Linked DNA regions of Homo sapiens: region 2 is linked to region 1. The links are chromatin loops, found by intact Hi-C in ENCODE. Cell type or tissue: endothelial cell of umbilical vein. All regions are shown on one strand. Links, peaks and the distances in the headings refer to the core of each region. The heading gives the core; the rest is flanking DNA. Region 1 overlaps DNAI7 (dynein axonemal intermediate chain 7). Region 2 overlaps BCAT1 (branched chain amino acid transaminase 1).

The links. A loop is a pair of places that touch in the nucleus more often than their neighbours do. Peaks named below come from ENCODE experiments on the same cell type or tissue, not always from the same donor. Only the 100,000 strongest peaks of a DNase experiment are listed, where the experiment ranks them.
Region 2: it touches region 1 in a loop (2.5-fold over the local background); 3 of 110 quality-filtered maps call a loop at or near these places.

What each region holds. Positions count from the first base shown.
Region 1 is chr12:25,154,277-25,156,776 of GRCh38, reverse strand. DNAI7 (dynein axonemal intermediate chain 7) reads left to right here. Exons shown (of 16, transcript NM_018272.5): 5 at 1,365-1,466; 6 at 2,321-2,458. Among named protein-coding and RNA genes, the nearest start is that of DNAI7, 40 kb to the left of the region's middle. In endothelial cell of umbilical vein, for the core only: a CTCF peak has its summit at 1,501 (motif pointing right); no DNase peak of the experiment used is centred there.
Region 2 is chr12:24,846,262-24,858,941 of GRCh38, reverse strand. It overlaps BCAT1 (branched chain amino acid transaminase 1), which reads left to right. Exons shown (of 11, transcript NM_005504.7): 6 at 8,993-9,156. Among named protein-coding and RNA genes, the nearest start is that of BCAT1-AS1, 33 kb to the right of the region's middle. In endothelial cell of umbilical vein, for the core only: no CTCF peak of the experiment used is centred there; DNase peaks (open chromatin) are centred at 5,151 and 6,211; H3K27ac peaks cover 2,500 bases.

The sequences.
Region 1 (2,500 bases), core at 1-2,500:
ACCAACCAAATCAGAAGATTTTTTCATTTTTTTTTTGAGACAGAGTCTTGTTCTGTCACCCAGGCTAGAGTGCAATGGCATAATCTCGGCTCACTGCAACCTCCACGTCCCAGGTTCAGGCGATTCTCCTGCCTTAGCCTCCCGAGTAGCAGAGATTACAGGCACCCGCCACCGCGCCCGGCTAATTTTCGTATTTTTAATAGAGATGGGGCCAGGCTGATCTCGAACTCTCCTGACCTTGTGATCCATGCACCTCTGTCTCCCAAAGTGCTGAGATTACAGATGTGAGCCACCACGCCAGGCCCAAATCAGAAGTTTTTAAAGATCGGAATACTTTCAAGCTTACAGTGATAGATACAAGTTTTCTAAAATTTGAATTTTTGCCTGACAGCTTGAATTTTGTCATTGGCAACAGATATTTTGAGTTGTATCCTTGAAGTGACACACTCCATTCATTCATTTTTGAGAGAATGTCTACCAAATTAGTCAAATAATTGCACAAGTGATATTTCTCAAGACAGTATTGTCATTCGATATGCAGCAGAAGAGCTTTATGCTGACTTCCCATTTTATCCAACAGGCTATTAAAAAGACATGTACTTAGGGTTCAGATTTAATACAATTAATAATTTTCACCTCTTCATCAGGGCATTCTTTTTTTTTTTTGTAACGTGATTTAGAGTCTTGCCCTGTCATCCAGGCTGGAGTGCGGTTGCGCGATCTTGGGTTAGTGGAACCTCTGCCTCCAGGGTCAAGCAGTTCTCCCCCTTCAGCCTCCTGAGTAGCTGGGATTACAGGCACACGCCACCATACCCGGCTAATTTTTGTATTTTTGGTCGAGATGGTGTTTCACCATGTTGGCTGGTCTCGAACTCCTGACCTCAAGTGATCCGCCTGCCTCAGCCTCCCAAAGTGCTGGGATTACAGGCGTGAGCCACTGCACCCATCCATCCGGGCATTCTTTTGTGAAGCTGGCTCCTTCCCTTCACCTCTCCCCCTAGAAGTAGTACAGTTTGGGGTCACTGTCTGATCTGTGCTAAGACATCAGCACTTTCACACCATCTTGCACAATCAGTGCAAATAGATACACGATGAAAAAGTCAAATAATGTTAGTATTATTATGGAAATAGATTTGACCTCACAGATCCCAGGTTTTAGGTACCCATCAAGAGTCTGTAGATCACACTTTGTAAGCCACTGTTTCAGATGAAACCTTTTGGAGATATCAGTTATATTCAAACTAATTTTAATATTCATTTTGAAACTGCAGTTATATATTTAGCCACGTCAGTTTTAGATGCTACTTGTGAAACATAAAGTTAAAATTAAAGAGCTGATCAATGTATCTGTCCTTGTGCAACAGGATCTAGAAAGGAGAAATGAAGAACTTGAAGAACTTTATTTATTAGAGAGGTGTTTTCCTGAAGCAGAGAAATTGAAACAGGAAACTAAATTGCTTTCTCAGGTAGGACTGATTTCTCTTTTTTAGCTAATACCTTTGTCACCACAAGAGGGAGGTGTAGTCCAATTTTGATGCCAAGAAAAGAAACTAAATTTTTCTGTTTTAAAAAACCCTCTCATCTGACAAATTGATTGCTTATGGCAAAGTAAACTAACATAACTTTGTAGAAAGCTATTTGTCAGTAATAATGTCCTTGAAATGTTTATATTCTTTGACTCTGACTCAATTGCTGGGAATGTATACTTAGGGAAATTATGCTAAATTAAAACGTAAAAGCTTTGTGCTTAAGGCAATCTAGTCTTGCTCAAAACTGCATAACTTTGGAAATAATATAGGTGAATATCAGGAGAAAAATGAAAAACTATTATAATATGGCTAAAGATTGTGGTATAATCAAGTGAAAAATTCTAAGTACAGTACAATATGATTACAAATGTGAAATTTGCATAAACTACAAAATGAATGGAAGGCCTTCTACTAAAATGCCAGTGGCAACTAGACATTAGTAATAACTTGGGAAGTAGAAATTAGCCTAAGTGTTGGCCTTTGCAAATAAGCAGCTCTATGATTAGAGAGGAAAACTAAGCAAAACAAAACTACTTATAAATAATGCTTTAAAAATAAAAATGTGAAAGTATTTTAGTGCTTCTATGTATCTGAATATTAAGGATTAGAAGTTACTTGGATAAAGAAGAACTTGGTTATTTTAGAGCTCTCTCAAGTTACTGGTTAAAGCCATCATGTTTTTATCTAAGTTGGTTAAACTAGGTTATAAAAATTCACCTTCAAAAAAGAAGTCATTTAATCTTTGGTTGAATCTTCATCAATGTGAACCTTTAAACATTTTTATTCCACAGTGGAAGCACTACATTCAATGTGATGGGAGTCCTGATCCTTCAGTAGCCCAAGAAATGAACACGTTTATTAGTTTGTGGAAAGAGAAAACAAATGAGACTTTTGAGGAAGTGATTGAGAAGAGTAAAGTAGTGCTAAATGTAGGTATTTATGCATTTTCCTATAAACTGGCTATTACAAAT
Region 2 (12,680 bases), core at 4,150-6,649, 300 kb after region 1:
TTAACACACAGAATTTCTTTTACAAGATTAATTTTCACTGACCTCCCACAACTTACTCAAACCTTTAGCTTTATCCTATGTAACTTAAAACAGTCTTTTAACTCTGTAAACTAGGCAATAAGACCACATTCCCATGCCTTCTTATAATCTTTTACCAAAAACACATTCTATTTTCCTTACACGCCTTGCAGGTAACACTGTTTCTCTGGTAGCCTCAATTACATGTGCTACAATGTTAACTCTTAGCAACTTTTATATTTGGTGAAAAGTCTGATAAATAAGTGGTTTTAATTATGTACCAGGTGTGGAGCCTAGGACGCCAGACAGAAGTGCAGATAAGGTCTGAGTCTTTCCAGCATAGCTAGGGGGCATGGCCAACTCCACATGTCCCCAGGCCCTACCTAGAATCTAATGGCTCCAAAGCAGGTGAGTTGAACAATTATCAAGTTAAAGAAGCAGTTTATGGCATTGAAGCATTCAGCAAATCTAATTTAATCTGACCTAATTTAGACCAGATGTCTAAATTTTGAAGACATTTTTATTTTACCAATATATTTGATTCTCTTTATTTCCCAAAGATTATTAAAGTCCCATGAATTAAAAGGTGTTAAAGTTTTTATTTTTCTGACAAAATATTCAATTTAAGTGCTTATTTTTCAAGCCAATTAATTAGAGCTCTTTTCTATGCATATCACACATACAACACACAAAAATACACAGACAGAAGACCCAGTAGCTGTTAATTTTTTCATTTGCCAGCTTTTAAGAATCTTAATTGGATTACTGGCTTCAGGGTGGAGCAACGTGTGGGGACAGAGCCGGGAAAACATGCAGTTTCTGGGGCCTAATAAACAGGTGCAGTTAGAAGGCAAAACAGATTCCCCAAAATTACAGATCTCATTTTTATATTGGATTCTGGATCCCAAAAAGAGGGAATCAGCCCATCCCCTCTGGGAGTTTTGGAAGGTGTAGAAGAATGTTTCCATACCTTCTAGGTGGCCAAGAGCATGCTTCTCTGATCCAAACGTGCACAGAGTGGGGTATTCCCCTATAACTGCTATTAGCCTTCCCTTAAAGCATATTTCCTGCCTAGTTATTACACACCAAGGTTAAAAGCTCTCCCATAATGCAAAGTAATTTCTGATACCCCTACAAGTAAAAAACATTAGGTAACACAATGCAAATCAGAGCAATGCCTTGGATTTTGAGAGGGATTTGCTTGCCTTCAATTCCTGGGGTTCCATGAGGAAAACAGATTTTTCCCAAAATGGAGCCTGTGGTGCTCCCTCAGTTTTTTCTAAGGAAGCCCAGGCTGTTAGAAATGATCTTAGGTCCTCTCAATGTGGGCATCAAGAGTGGCAAGAAAACAAAATGAGAAAAACAATTCAGTTGACTGAGAAGAAAAAACTTTTATCTAGAAAAAAATCAATATAAAACCTGCCAGATAGATAGATAGATAGATAATCTTGGACATCACTTTTAATTAAGCTGACTTTTAACCAAATCTCTTATTATCAGACTCTAGCCAGGACAAACAGCTAATATTTCTGGCTTTTGAACTTTACCAAAAGTAACCTCCCAGGTGAAACCAATAAGCCTTAACTAAGGTTATGATTTAACCACAGGTGTGGGAGGTATTTTCAAAGAGGTGGTAAGCAGTTTTTACAAGATCTGGAACCTCCAAACATAGCTCAGAGAAAGGAAGATTCAAGACAGGGAGTCAGAAGTTGTTCATGAGGGGAAGATAATTAATAAATGGCAAAGGTCACATAGATATCAAACCAGAAAGGACTCATTCCCGAAGCTAGGAATTGAATCCAGGCCACCACTGTGAAATAGCAAAGCCTTAGTTACTGAGCTGCAGTACTGCACAGTCTCCATTGCTCCTCCGAGAAGGAGCCTAGAGCAGCCAATTTTGAGCTTGCAAAGGCTTTTAACTGCTCAAGATAATTTTTAGGACTAATTGACAGGAACCCCAAAATTCACACCCTCTGGATGGCAGAGATCAGGAGAAAGTACCCCCACGTGGTTACAAGGTCAAGCTTTCAAGGACATAAAACAAGACGAGAGGGAAACTTCATCCAGTTTTTGTTTCAGGGACCTGCAGAAAAGTTTGTAACTGACCAGTTTGCGGGCCAGCTTGAAGACCAGATTTGTAGGATTCCTAGGCCTGCATTCTATCCTGTGGCTAGCTAGGGCTGCCATAATAGAATATTACAGACTAGGCAGCTTCAACCACAGGTGTTTATTTTCTCACTGCTCCAAAGTCTAGAAGTCCAAGATGAGGGTGCCTGTAAAGCTGATTTCTGGTAAGAGCTCTCCTGGCTTGTAGATGGCCACCTTCTCCCTATGTCCTCTCTGGGCCTTTCCTCTATCTGGCCAAGGGAGCTATCTCTGGTGTCTTTTCCTCTTCTTATAAGGACAGCAGGCCTATGGATTAAGGCCTCACTTTCATGTCTTCATTTAAGTTTAATTACCTCTTTAAAGGCCCGATGTCCAAATACAGTCACACCGTGGGTTAGGATTTCAACATAGGAATTTTAGGGACACAATTCAACCCATAATAGGAGGGCATTGGAAGGAGAGTGTTCCAGGCAGAGGAAGTAGTGCAGTAGAGCATATGGAAGTAGGAAAGTGAGGAGCAATGGAAGGGGTTCAGTATGGTTTGAGCGTGGGGTGTGTAGAGGGTGAAGGCTATTTCACCCAGTGCAGTAAGCTCTATCATCCACACCGGGGTTTTACAGTGGGAGAAAGGAGGGTGTTTATTTGCAGGTCAAGAAGCAAACAGAATCAGGGAGCTCATGCTTAAGACCTGAACTCCACAGTGGCTTACATGTAAGGTGCAGAGGTTACAGGCAAAGGCATCAATCAACACATGGAAGCCATATATTGGTTTGGCCTAAAAAGGTGGGATATCCTGAAGTAGGGGCTTACAGGTTACAGGTAAATCCAAATATTTTCTGATTTGCACATTGTTTAAGGAAGGGGATATTTGTCTAAAGATGGGATCAGCAGGCCAGGTGTGGTGGCTCATGCTTGTAACCTCAGCACTTTGAAAGGCTGAAGAAGGAGGGTAACTTGAGGCCAGGATTTCAAGACCAGCCTAGTCAACATGGCAAGACTCTGTCTCTAAAAAAAATAAAAAAGAAAAAAAGAAAAAGAAAAAAAATAAAGATGGAATCAGCAGAAAGGAATGTTAGGTCTGGCCCATGGGCGGACTTCCTCCAGACTTCTCAGAAAGAAATTTAAGACAAAGAATGGTGCCAGGCGTGGTAGTTCACGCCTGTAATCCCAGCACTTTGGGAGGCTGAGGAGGGTGGATCACTTGAGGTCAGGGATTTGAGACCAGCCTGGCCAACATGGTGAAACCCCATCTCTACTAAAAATACAAAAACTAGCCGGGTGTGGTGGTGCACGCCTGTAATCCCAGCTCCTCAGGAGGCTGAGGCAGGAGAATCGCTTGAACCTGGGAGGTGGAGGTTGCAGTGAGCCAAGATTGCGCCACTGCACTCCACCCTGGGCAAGAGAGCGAGACTTGAGACTCCATCTAAAAAAACAAAATGGAAAACAAAGAATGGTGATAATTCAGTCCTCAATTCCTTTTCTTTTTTTTTTCTTTCTTTTTTTTTTTTTTTAACTGCTCCTGCGGAGCAGGGCTACCTCATAGCCAGTATGTCCAGAGTTGTCTCAGTTCCCTCGTTATCTGTGGTCTGGAGGATCCATATGATGGTGATCCAGGTTCTGAAAAACAACTCTGGAACATCTGTTAAGATGTTATCTTTAGTTTCTATAGGAAACCAAACATCTTCTGACTCTGACCTCCTTGGTGATTATTTTAAGCTACTGTTTCCCTTTTTGCTTATCGAGTTGCTCATTTACTTCTCAAGGCTAGCAGGATGACTGGACTTTCTCTTGAAGGAACTCAAGCTGTTCCTTTATTTTTATGCTCAGGGGCGGGGGGCACTCAGCAGGTCCCTAAGAGGTATCCCCGCTGTGTCTCACTATGGGTGAAGGCTCAGCGGGAAGAAAGCTAGATACCAGTTGGAACTCTCTTAAAGTAAGGAGATCTTGGGTACTTTATTAATATTTTTTTCAAGCTTTGGTAAAGTATGAAATAACTCTGGATTAAGAGGAGAAGAACTAGAACTTAATAACCATGACATTTGGGCAAATTGTTTGAAGCCTCAGTTTCCTCAACCTAAAAATAGGAATTATAACTTTTTGAATTGTTCTGTTGTATGAGATAATGACAGTGAAATATTTTGGAGCCAAAAAGCAATGCATACTATTGGGGGTTATTATTATTTTTTGATCTTTCAGCAAGCCAGCTATAGTAGCTTTTCCTATATAAACACAGTATGAATTCAGTGCCCTCGCTTTCCTGACCCTCACAGCATTCAAGCCCTGTATGGACCGCTGAGCTCTCCCTTGAAGCACCCCTTAGTCCAGTATTCTTTACTATTTTCCCCTTTAACAATTTAAACTTCTTTCAAAACAACTGGCAGTAGTTTTTTAAAAAAGAAAACAGGCTACTCTTCAAATTAAAAAAAAAATTGTCTTGCTTTAGGAAAAATGTTCTTCTGTCTTTTCCAATTATCTTATTTCTTCTGCCTCTCATCTGCCTTGCCTAGGCAGAATTATTCTCAAGCCTGCACATGCTGCTGTGCCTCTCTGGCTTCTAGGCCAAAACATAGGCTAATAGTACTCTTCTCAGCTCACTGAGCTCTTTCCTGCCGTCATTCAAATCACCTCTGAAATCCTGCCTTTTGATAAAGTAATTTCTGACTGATCAGAGGAAAGTGATGATTTTCTCTGTGACATGTCTTTTTATTTTCCATCACACTCAGTGTCTTGTCCTTCTATGCAACATATCCATGTATTTAAAAACCCTTGTATATGTATTTGCCATGTATTTGTGAGGTATAGCTCGTGAAGTAAAAAAAGTCTTTATTTTTTTAAACACATCATCATTTCAGCTTCAAAGTCAATGTGGTCTCTTGAGAAGTTAAATATGCTGCATTTGAAATTTTATGTTTCTCATTTTTCATGTTTTTTTTTAAAGCCCCTTTTAATTCCTCATGTATTTGAATATTCCAGGAAGCTAGTAGAGTAAAAAGCCAAAGTGTTAAAGTGTTTATAAGGAATGTGACTCATCGAAATTGACTCACACAATTCATCAGCTATTGTCATCCATATGTTCTCATTATTTATGTGGCTTTTGCTTTATTTAATCAGATGACTGAACTTATCATCGTGGGATTTTGCTTGTAGTTGTTTAATATTATATAATAAAATACTCTTGTGTGAAACAAGTTAATTGACTTTTTTTAATTAAAAAAAATTTATGTGAGAGTCAGGAGTTACATGTGCAAGTTTGTTACATGGGTATATGTTGTGATACAAAGATTTTAGCTTCTAAGGATCTCATTGCCCAAGTAGTGAACGTAGTACACTATAGGTAGTATTTCTAAACACTTTTCCCCTCCCCCTCTTTTGGAATCCCTAGTGTTTATTGTTCCCATCTTTGTGTCTATATGTACCTAATGCTTAGCTCTCACTTATAAGTGCGGACGTGTGATATTTTGGTTTTCTGTTTCTGTGTTAATTCATTTAGGATAGAGAGACTCCAGCTGCAGCTGTGTTGCTACAAATGACATGAGTTCATTCTTTTTTATGGCTGCATAGTATTCCATGGTTTATATGTATCACATTTTCTTTATTCAGTCCACCATTGATGGTCACCTGGGTTGATTCCATGTCTTTGTTGTTGTGGACAGGGCTGTGATAAACATATGAGTGCAGTTACCTTTTTTTGTATAACAGTTCATAATAAAATACTCTTAACAGTAGCACAGAATTTAGATTGCTTTTCAGGCTAGAAGGGATAATTGAAACATAGAAAAAAATAATGACTCCTAAGCATAGAAACAGACCCAATCATAAAGCTCTCTTCCTCTCTTTCTGCCTAGTGTTAGATCTTATTCATTGTCTTAAAGCACTGTGACCATTTTCAGTGAAATCACAGTTTTATTCATGAAAAGACAATGAATTGGTGTAAGTAATCATTTGAGGATGAAGGTGACTAGTCTGTGATCAACACCAGTACTTGAAGTACTTGTAAAACATGAATTGACCTTGGTTAAATTGCAGAAAATAAAGTATTAGTATACATAAACACATTTTCTCTCAGCATTGAAAAGTTATAGTCTATAATTTACCTGCTTGCTAAGAATAAAAATATTACTTAGAGGTTTATCAAGACCTTTTTTCTACAAATGGATTTAATGTACAGAATTATTCCATTTTCTATCTGTGCTCTGTATACTACCACCTAGTGGAATAAAATGCAAATTTACCTGTCAAAATCAGGAGAAGAAAATGAACCAGGGGAAATTTATTTCAGGAAAAAATTTTCATAACACGTTATTGTTACTTCTTTTAGTATAATGTAGTTTGCATAAAATACATTAGTTTGGAGTGAAAAAAGTCCCAGCCATTTTTGTGATAGCTATTAAAATGCTATTAGTTTGTCCACAAATAAGCTATTCTATTCAGAAACTTAGAAGCTAGGTAAATTATTGAGATGATGCCAGCATATTATATCTCTAAATTATGTTAAGAAGCTTCTCTAAATTCCTCATCACTAGGGTGTATTAGTCCATTTTCACACTGCTATAAAGAACTACCTGAGACTGGGTAATTTATGAAGAAAAGAGGTTTAATTGACTCACAGTTCTGCAGGCTTAACAGGAAGCATGACTGGGAGACCTCAGGAAACATACAGTGGAAGAAGGTGAAAGGGAAGCAAGGACCTTCTCATGGCAGCAGGAGAGGGAGAGCACAGGGGAAGTGCCACACACTTTTAAACCATCAGATCTCAGGAGAACTCACTCACTCTCACAAGCACAGCAGGGAGGAAATTCACCCCCACGATCCTATCATCTCACACTGGGCCCCTCCTCCAATTTGACATGAGATATGGGCAGGGACACAAATCCAAACCGTATCATAGGATTTGTTAAAAAAATCTAACATGTTCTGCTTCAAGGCACCCATGAAATGAAGGTGTCATTTCTTAACTGAGAGGTTAAATAAAAGTGCAGAGATAAGATGGTTAAGTTTTATCGTAGCTGGGAAGAAAAGCGGGTGTGTGTATTATGCTTAGGTTTTTCCTCCCAAACAATGAAACCCAAAAAGGCAAATGAAGCTTTAAGGCGCTTTATCCTTTACTGGTAGGATGGTCCTCCTTTAATCTTCAGTCTCTGTTAAAGAACAAACACAAGCTAACAATCAAAACCTGTTGTTGCTTGCTGACGGATTTCTCTAACATAGTCTTCCATCAACCATCATAGGTTTGTTGTGGCCACCCAGGCCCTTTGGTCGTCATGTTCCCATGGAATGCTAATGAAATTACCTTCCCATTTCCTAAGGTGACATGCCTTTCAGATGGCATTGGTGTGTGCTTGTGTAAACACATTTTTTTGTGCTCATGAATATTTTACCTGCCTGATTTTGGTGATCTGAGTGTTGAGCAGTGGGTGAGGGATGGTGGGGCAATGGGTAGTAAGGGGAAGTTTAATTGAAGTTCAGATAAAAATATCCCTCCAGAAACATTACAAAGCCACAAAATCAGCTGAAGTTGAGTCTTCTATTGTAAAGATTCTCTTTCTTCTCCTGACAGATCCCCATTCCTATCCAGGTAGACCAGGCTCTAGTGAAGATTGGACACAAGTGGTTTATATCCCGAAGCTCTTAACCTAAGAGTCCTGCCTTGTTTTTTTACTTCATGTGGTCTTATATTGCTGAGGATAGCCCAGTGATCATTTCTACCTTAATATGTAGCCTTCAAAACGTTGGGTCTCTCAGTTTTCTTCCTTAATAAACAATGAACCCTAATTATTTATAACTGCTCTTGTGATGGAGGAATTGGCATGATTTTGCATTGTGGGCTTCTGGCTTTACAGTGTTTGTGGGAAAGATGGTCTTCTATCTTTGTTATTTATAAGTCATTCATTCCCTGTTTTTTTGAAGATATTGTTAAATAAAAAAACTTCAGCTGAATTAAATTTAAAAGTTTTTAATTGAGCAAAGAACCATTCTCAATTCGGGCAGCCTTCCCATCCAGAGTAGTCCCTGTGACTTCAGTGCAGCCACATGGTGGAAGAGGATTTATGGACAGAGGAAGGAAAGTGACATACAGGAAACAGAAAAGAGATTCAGAAACAGCTGAATTGGTTATAACTCAGCGTTTGCCTTATTTGAACATGGTTTGAACAGTTGGCCACGTTTGATTGGCCAAAACTCAGTAATTGGCACAAGAGTAGGCTACCATCTGTTTATAATGTCCACTTAGGTTATAGTTCATGATGTGCAAAGAAACCTTTAAGCTGAGCTTAAAATGTAATGAGGCAGCTGTAGGCTAAACTTGATTTAACAGTACTTATCCCTCTGTTGAAATTGCACTCTTGCTACCTGCTAGTTGATGTGGGCAGGTGTGCTAATGACACATTCGCCTGCACCTACCACCTGCTGAAGACCCTGCCATGTCCTGAAGCAGTCACTTAGGCTATGAAACAGAAGGATGAGTTAGAGAAGTAAATATTATATTTTACCCCCCAAAGCCTAAAACCATGTCTAGGTTCTCCCCTTTCTCAATTCCCAATCATGCAACCTTGAAAGGTGTTATATAGATAGTTGTTAGAAATATGTCTGTCCTCCAAAACCCTACTAACACGCAAAAATGGACAAATCTAGCTTTTTTGCTAAAATCCTAACAACTCAGAAAGCAAAGCAAAATGAAATGTATGTACTCCATTCTCAGGATTTCCTTCTTAAAAACCACTAGGCTTTGTGTAACTCAATTTTAAAAGTATGGTAATAGCTCCTGTAATTCGATGGCTTCTTCTGGGAGACAGATATAAATCTATTCTAGACTTTAAGACTGGTGTCCACATTTTAAGTTACAGTTGTATGTACTTCTACTTTGTTGCAGCCTTCTCTTGGAGTCAAGAAGCCTACCAAAGCCCTGCTCTTTGTACTCTTGAGCCCAGTGGGACCTTATTTTTCAAGTGGAACCTTTAATCCAGTGTCCCTGTGGGCCAATCCCAAGTATGTAAGAGCCTGGAAAGGTGGAACTGGGGACTGCAAGATGGGAGGGTAAGTAAATCTGTGTCTCTGTCTAAAGGAAAGACACCTTCATGACCATTTAGTTAGTGCCATTTCACTTCAGTATGAACACATATAATACTTTTCAAACTTTAATGCTCATTGTGTTTCATGGTTAATTTTCAGTTTAATCTTTCAGCAAGCCAGCTGTAGTAGCTTTTCCTATATAAACGCAGTATGAATTCAGTGCCCTCGCTTTTAGATGTGCTAGTTTAAAGGATAGCCCATGGCCCTTTGTAAGGGAGAAACACTGGATATGATATCTAGGGAAGAACTGAAGTAAGAAACTACAACAAGCATCACATCGGTGCTTTGGATAAACTTCCCCTGGGCGCTGGTCTCTGGCTGCAGGCTGACGGCTGGCATTAAAAAGCATCTGGTCCTGGGACCCAGGCTCTCAGTTGGCTCCAGGGAGTCATGTCTGGGGAAGGTGCCCGCTTCACTGAAGTGCTGTCTTCATTGCCACAGATTGTGGCCACACCTGCTGCCAACTGGCTGCGGGACAGCCCTGCTTTGGCTCTGTCAGGCCAGTCTCATAGGCCATATGTAGCTGGCAGGAAATAAAAGAGCATTTGAAAAGTGTTGGACGATTTCAGGGGTGGACTTGGCCATGAGTTGGGAATGCCCCTATGGGTGAACGAGAATAACTGGTTTAAGCAGCATGGGTTCTTGCTTTGCATGTATCAAATGGTGCTGTTTGCATACTCAGGGCAGCAGCTGTCCTAGAAGGTGACTCCATGGCAGTCTTGTGGGCCCTGGTAGGACATTTAGGTCCAGGAGGCAGGGGAGAGTCACATGACGTGCTGCTGGGGTATTAGAGGCAATGACCACTGGCTTTGACCCCTCTGTAGTCTTGCTGTATTTCCTTTTTCTTTTCTCTCCTCACCTACCCAAATTAAAAAAGAACGGTTATAAAAGTCATCCCCACTGGCAACTTTAGCAACTGCATTCCCTCAATGGGTAGAGAAATCCAAATGGAGTGCATTAAAACTAGGAAGTCTATTCTCCTTCTGGCTTAGAGCACACCTTCCTGTGTCCTAGGCTAGCCAGGTTGAAAACTCCTTTTTTTGACTCTTGATTTCTTTTTTTACTGGTTCAAACTTCTTCGCAGAGCATGTGCCTATGTACCACTGCATACCATATATATACCATATATAGAGAGTAAATAAACAGTCTTGATGAAAAGTAATAAGGAAAAAGTTTCCCTGTTTAAAATATTGCTTTCTAGCTCCCCGACCTGTTTAGGAAAAAGATAACCTGGGGACACAGAAATTGCAGGGCAATCTTTATTAACCGGTATTTGGGCAGGTTGTAATTTATTTTGTAAACAATGATTTAATGCACTATTGCAGAATACATGATCACTGTAGGCCAGTTAAAAATTAATGTTTTCAGTACCACACAGAGTGAACCCTAATGTAAACTGTGGACTTGTGGACCACACTAATGCAAGATGATAATAAGAAGAAAAACTGAGAGGGTGTTCGGGAAGGGGTATAATAGGGGAATTCTGTTACCTTTTGCTCAATTTCTCTGTGAATCTAAAAGTACTCTAAAATAATAAAATCTATTATAAAAATATTTGATTCATTAGGCTCAGGTGGACTATGATCCATGGAAATTGACTTGAAATCTCTTAGGAAAGGAAGAGACCGGAGAAGAAAGTATTGAACTCATAAATTAAAAATGGCAAGAGGGAAGGTGGTAACCAAAAGGATGGGCATTTAACCTATATGCCTATCACTTCCAAAAAGTTCTAGGGCCGTCTCCTCCTATGCTTCTGACCTGGAGAGGTACAAGGGGAACAAAATATTCCGCATTTAATATTATCCTGTTGAGTTGGCAAAGACATTTGGAGTCAACTTTAGTTTTGTGTATTATTACATCTGTAAACCTAATTAAGTCAACAGTTACCCTTGACACCTGTAGTCAACTGGTATTATTAAATAACTATTGAGTCTCATAAAGTCAAGAACTTTCTGCTTTCTATCTAAGTGAATCTAGGGCAGAGACTGAGCATCAGGATTCTTTAGCATGCAGCCAAGCTTGAGAAGCACTGAGCTAGAGAAAGGTCTTGCACTGTAGAAACAGCTTTAGTTCCAGGTGATTCCTTGGTTAATTTGGGAGGAATAAGGCTTTCTGTCACTCTCTCTCTCTTTCTCTCTTTTTCTCTCTCTCTTGCACATGCACACGTGCACACACACACACAAATTATCTCTCTTAGTTTTTTCTTTTTTCCTTGCATTCTGATTCTGCATTTAAGAGTACAAGCTTTGAAGTCAGAAAGACCTGGCTTAAAAACCTAACTGTCATAATGGTGCGTAAATGTCGTTATAGATTTGTCCAAACCCATAGAATGTACACCAGGAATGAACACTAATGAAAACTCTAGACTTCAGGTGATAATGGTATGTCAATGTGGTTCATTAATTTCAGCAAATGTACCACTCTGGTGTGAGGCATTGGTAATGGTAGAAACTATTCATTTGGATGGGGAGAAAGGGATATGGGAAATCTTTGTACTTGCCTTTCAGTTTTGGTGGGAACCTAAAACTGCTCTGAAAAAAACCTGAAGTCTTTAAAAACAAACCAACCTAATTGCCTTGGGCATGTTACTTAACTGCTCTATGTATCAGTTTCCTCATTTTTAAAGTTGAGGCAATAATACCTTGCACAGATTAAGTGAGATAATAGAAAGTGCCTAGGATAGTACTTGGCATATAGAAAGCTCTCAGCAAATGCAGTATGATAACCTAATGGTTAAAAGCTTGGGTTTAGGAGTCAAATGTCTGGGAGTTACACACTTAACTATCTGTGAGATCTTCTACAACTGAATCCTCTCTCCAAGTCTTCCAATGAACAATAAAGTCTAGGGTTGTTTTTAGATGACTCAATGAAATAATGTAGTTAAGTACTTAGCACCCAGTCTGGCAGGTATGGGTTGCATATCTCTTATCTGAAATGCTTGGGACCAGATGTGTTTTGGATTTCAAATTTTGGAGTATTTCTCTTTGGGCATCCCTAATCCAAAAAATTCGAAATCCAAATTGAGCATCATGTTGGCACCGAAAAAGTTTTAGATTTTAGAGCATTTCAAAGTTTTAAATTAGGGATCCTCAACCTGTAGTAAACTCTCACAGTCACTGATGTTGTGAGGTTTTCTCACTTTCTCATTTCATTTCCTGGACTCTCTTTATCTTAGAAGAAATCAGTTAAATTTTACATAATAGAATTTATTCTTTTGGAGGGATGTATTTAATATGTCTATTCTCCCAGATAACCTATTTAAAACCATATTGAAATGTTTCTATGTCAACAGCTTTCTTACTTTTTCATTTTTCTGTTTCCTCCAAGAACATGTTTCTCTTATGAATATTGGCAGCACATGGGCGGGAACCCAACTATATTACCATGGTATCAGTTATCCTGTGGACATTAATAATACAGCTTACACCTGTGAGAGAACTCTGGGAAAATTAAAACTTGTTTGGGGGAATAAAGACCATCTACAGAAT